Linked DNA regions of Homo sapiens: region 1 is linked to region 2. A link is a loop called in an ENCODE intact Hi-C map of the cell type or tissue named here. Cell type or tissue: endothelial cell of umbilical vein. All regions are shown on one strand.

Evidence for each region. Hi-C counts contacts between places; a loop is a spot of excess contacts. Peaks named below come from ENCODE experiments on the same cell type or tissue, not always from the same donor. Only the 100,000 strongest peaks of a DNase experiment are listed, where the experiment ranks them.
Region 1: it touches region 2 in a loop (15-fold over the local background); 10 of 110 quality-filtered maps call a loop at or near these places.

The regions. Positions count from the first base shown.
Region 1 is chr11:36,486,515-36,489,014 of GRCh38, forward strand. TRAF6 (TNF receptor associated factor 6) reads right to left here. Exons shown (of 7, transcript NM_004620.4): 7 at 1-2,500. Among named protein-coding and RNA genes, the nearest start is that of TRAF6, 23 kb to the right of the region's middle. In endothelial cell of umbilical vein, no CTCF peak of the experiment used is centred here; a DNase peak (open chromatin) is centred at 1,297; H3K27ac peaks cover 1,554 bases.
Region 2 is chr11:36,055,299-36,057,798 of GRCh38, forward strand. The region is part of intron 2 of LDLRAD3 (low density lipoprotein receptor class A domain containing 3); the gene reads left to right. Among named protein-coding and RNA genes, the nearest start is that of MIR3973, 46 kb to the left of the region's middle. In endothelial cell of umbilical vein, a CTCF peak has its summit at 1,254 (motif pointing left); a DNase peak (open chromatin) is centred at 1,223; H3K27ac peaks cover 808 bases.

The DNA.
Region 1 (2,500 bases), 430 kb after region 2:
TACTGTGACCTGTATAATTTTATATGGGTCACAATAATTAACTGCTAGAGATCGTCCAGTATCTCTGTATTATTCCATCATTAGAATAAAAAACACCTGCCTTCATTCTGTTTCACTTTTTTCTACTATTTATCCCCAAAATAAAAGTTAAATCATATTGTAGTATACCAATAAACAGTCTTTGCTGCCAATAGATAGTAATAAACTACCAAACTTCAAATCAACATTCAGACTTGTTTGCCAACAGCAAAATGTATGACGTGCAGCAAGTTTCATCCAACAGTGGGTTGGACGCTGGGCGTGGTGGCTCATGCCTGTAATCCCAGCACTTTGGGAGGCTGAGGCGGGCGGATCATCTGAGGTCAGGAGTTCCAGACGAGACTGGCCAATATGGTGAAACCCGGTCTCTACTCAAAATACAAAAAAATTAGCTGGGCGTGGTGGCGGGTGCCTGTAATCCCAGCTGCTTGGGAGGCTGAGGCAGGAGAATGGCTTGAGCCCGGGAGGTGGAGGTTGCAGTGAGCCGAGGTTGCACCACTGCACTCCAGCCTGAGCGTCAGGGTGAGACTGTCTCAAAACAAAAAACAAAACAAAACAACCTTTAGTTGAACATCTCCAGAAAAAAGTGGAAACAATTTCTTTTTTAATTTAGCAATGTCCCAGAATGATGCCAAAAGATAAATATGGTAAAAGGTGGTTAGTAACATACAACATAAAGCCCAAAGGCTTGTATACCCAACTGAGTGAAACTAGCATGTTTAAGAATAGAGTAGGAGATTGGGAAAATGTAAGGAAGAAACCAACTTTCCAGGTTAAGGCTTAATTCTGATTGAAGTAAAAAGTTTTCTATTTGGAATGACAGCTTGACTATTCTACTTTGTAGTCAAGATGAATGACCAGCATAAAATAACTGGCTGGTTTATGACAAAATGCCAAATGTTGGGGGTTAAAATTGCTCATTTTACTTAAGATGTGACCCAGCTGATAGACACTAAATTAGAGGAAAGTATCAGTGTCAGCAAAGAGTAAGTTAAAGACATTTTATACTGGCAAAATACTTTCCTAAGTATTGTCATTGTTCTGCTGGTTGGAACTTAATTTGAGACAGAATGTTATGGCTGGAGGGGACTCTAGAAATATCTGGTCCAAATCATTTTACAGATGGGAAGCTTGCTAAAAGCTGAAATTAGGCAAAACAACTTTTTTTTTTAATAAAGACTCTTGAGTTAGTAGAAAAAAATAGTATCACCAAGGCAGGAAATGACTCCTCTTTGTATCTAATGCACAGCCAGTGCTTTTAATAGAAATCTGACCAGGAAGCTTTTAAATATCATTTCCTTTTTTGAGCTGGGGGCGTGGAGATTAAATGTTTTGTGGCAACATTTAATTTTTTTCTCCGATAAAAGTACACATTTATTGTAGAAAATGTAAAAAATATAAGCAAGCGCAAAGGAAAATAAGCCAACAAAAAGTTTAGTATATTTCCTTCAGGCTTTTTCTACGCAAATACAAAAATACTACTGTTCAGTTTTTAAATGGAACTTGACAATTATTTATTCATTGTAAAATAATCACAGGAACAGCAGCAGTGTAGGTTTCCCTACCTAGAGGGTGGTATGCAGTGATTCTCAGGCGCTGGTTGGAAGGCACAGCTGAGGGACACAAACTGCCAGGAAGTAATGTGGTAACTAGCCATGAGCTTGTGGTACTAATGGTGGCACGGGAAACAAGGTCTCTGCTTGACTTTTATTTTCACTCCATAACAAACTCACCAGATCAGGAGCCTAAGGGTGGGTGGGGAGGGAGAAGAGAGAAAAAAGCAAAGGGAAAGTTCAAAGTGACACTCGCTGGGGCTGAAAACCACACTCCCCTGCAGATGAGGTCCTTGGCTTTCTCTTGAAATTAAGGCTGATCTAGAACGCTGGCTGGCGACTCTGATTTGGCCTCTCTGGGGGATACAATGTCATCTCTCATTACCAGACAACTTTAAATGGTGGATGGATCTTTAGATCCTTTATAAGCTTATACTAGTTGCGGGTCTCCCTGAGAACTAGATTCCACGATATTTTATATCTATATATAGGCCTTTAACAAATACATGATGGCACACAAAAAAATCATCTCCCTATTAGGAAAATCTGGTTACTTCCAGGATTCTACAGGATCCTTCTCAGAACCTGCAGTTGTTAGGCTACAGCAACATACTCAAGCTAAGTTGTGATACAACCACTGTGACTTCTAATCCTAGTTTGGTGACCTCCTAGGTATCTCCAATCATCTCCCAAGTTTTAAAAAATTCTGATTTTAGGAAATCAATTTTGTTCTTTTTAATCGAAATAAACCAGAGGGTATTCAAAAGAGCTGAAAACTTCTGGCTCACATAGCTTCTGTCACCACCAATGAGATGCCACATGCGCTGACTACTTGGGTCACTTTTAATTTTTATGTTGCTGATTGTATGTGTGCATCTCCTGTCTTGTAAGCATTAAACAAATGAAGA
Region 2 (2,500 bases):
CTTTTTGATTTGGGTCCCAAGGGGTATGAACTCTTGGAGAGTGTTATCCCTCCCTCTCTTTCTCTCTCAGCCCTTGCATAGATGCCTATTATCATCAGTTCAAGCCATGGTATCCAGATATTTTGCTTGGATTTAAAACCAGAGGCAGAAGCTAATGAAGGGCTTTCATGTTCAGAAACAGAGGGTTCCTGGCAGCCTCACTGGCTTCTCCATTTAATTCCATGGTGCTAGGGGCACTCCCACTGCTTAGCACAGCCTGGGGGACTGGCAGATGGCACTATCGGCCCAGAAGGGCCAGTCTTCCCTGGTTCAGCCATTGCCTGTGCAGCCACAGTGCCCGTGTGCAGGGTAGAAACCACAGCGCTAAAAGACACTTGCCTGTGGTCTTCCTAGTTAGTATACTTTGGTGCAAAGAATGAACTCTTGCTGTGGGTGAGCACTCTCGCTTTTCTCAGCCGTAGTTTTCTCATCTATAAAGTGGTTCTGTTATGTTACCTTCAAGCACCCTTACAACTACAGACCTCTGTAATTTTCAATGGAATGTTCTCTTCCTTGTGAAAATACAGAATGTTTTTCTTGCAGGTGGACCTGCACATGTAGGAATGAGTTTGGGTAGCTTTAAGGTTATGCAAAATGGTAGAGACTCTAAGTGAGCATGTAGTGTAGGGGTTCTGGGGTCAGACAGCTTGCCCTTTTTTTTTTTTTTTTTTTTTTGAGACAAGAGTCTTGCTCTGTCACCCAGGCCGGAGTGCAGTGGCATGATCTCAGCTCACTGCAGCCTCTGCCTCCCAGGTTCAAGCAATTCTCCTGCCTCAGCCTCCTGAGTAGCTGAGATTACAGTCATGCGCCACTACGCCCGGCTAATTTTGTATTTTTAGTAGAGACAGGGTTTCACCATGTTGGTCAGGCTGGTCTCGAACTCCTGACTTTGTGATCCACCCGCCGCGGCCTCCCAAAGTGCTGGGTTTACAGGTGTGAGCCACCGCACCTGGCTGACAGCCTGCCTTTAAACAGCAACTGAATTTTATATAATAGGCACTGTGCCCAATGCTCTGCATGGATGATCTCATTCAGTCCTCACATCACCTAAGTTCTGCTAGTATCCCCATTATACAGTTGGAGAGTTGAGGCTTAGAGAAGTTAAGTAACTGGCTGAGGCACTTGGGTGGCCTAGCCAAGTTTTGAAAGCAGACATTCTGGCTTGAGTTGAGCCACTGAACCACTCTGCTGTGCTGCCCCCTGTGGGTAAGTGCACACCACGGCAGGTCTGTATGGAGGAGGTTTTCAGGATTCACTTGGAGCTCTCGGAATGCATAAAGTGCAATACTTTCCCATTGCCGCAAAAAGATATTGCATTTTAAATGTCTGAAATCATGATTGACTTAGCTCCTCAGCCCTGAAGGGTGCAGCAGTGGCTTGAAGCATCAGAACCTTGAAGGAGATTTCTTTGAGGAACACTTTGCTATCTCCTGTTAAAATTAGCAGCAAGCATTCTCAGGGCACTCTCCACTAAATATGTCTGGCAGGAGGGTACACGATACCTCTCCCTTCACTCCCCAAATCCTCCCTGTATTGCAGTCCAGAGCTTTTCAAACTTTATATGCATTCAAAAGGCATGGGGGTCTTGGTAAAATGCAGAGTCTGGCTCAGTAGGTATGTGGGGTAAGGCTGATTGAATTTCAAACAACCCCCCAGGTGACTGTTGATGCACTGGTCTGAGGTCTACACTTTGAGCCACAAGGGTCTAGAGTTTATGATTTTCAGGGAGCTAAGCTGGCTGTATCAGAATGACCTGGAGTCTTCAGTAAGCAGCTTCCCAGGACCTTTCTGGGATATTCTCAATCAGGAGGCCTAGGATAGACTCAGGAAACTGCCAGTGTCCCAGGAACCACACTATGAGAAACGCCGCCTCACTCAGTGGTTCCTGTGATCGTCAGGGTCCCTGGTGGATTGAGGCCAACTTGGGAAACATTGATTATTGGGTTTGGGATGGGGCCAGAAGCCCACTTGTATCCTGTTTCGCCGGGGGAGCCTAATCTACACTCAAGTTTGTGAATTCCTCGCAGTAATTACTTCTTTACCTCCTCATCTTTCGTCTGTCCCTTGGCCCCAAACTCTTCCTCAAGCTAGTGTCCCACTGGCTCTTGTTCCTTCTCCTTTGTTGTAGCCAGTGTGTGACTCCTTGGCCCTCTGCACCTGGCTTTTGCATCCTCCACAGTAATGTTTTGCTCCAAGAATCTCTTAGTTGTCAGATCCAGCAAATGTTGAAATACGCTATTACTTGGCCTTGAAGCGGTACTGGACACTGCAGACTGCCTCTTCGTCTTCTCTCCTTTGTTTGCTGAGATTCTGCCCACTATCTCTTGGCTGCCCTTCTACCTTCTTGGTCTTCCTCCCTGGATCGTCAGTTGCCTGGAAATGAATTCTGACCTTTCCATCTAATACATTTTCCCTTGCTCATTTATTTCCATAAACTAGTGATCCTCAGATATTTTTATTT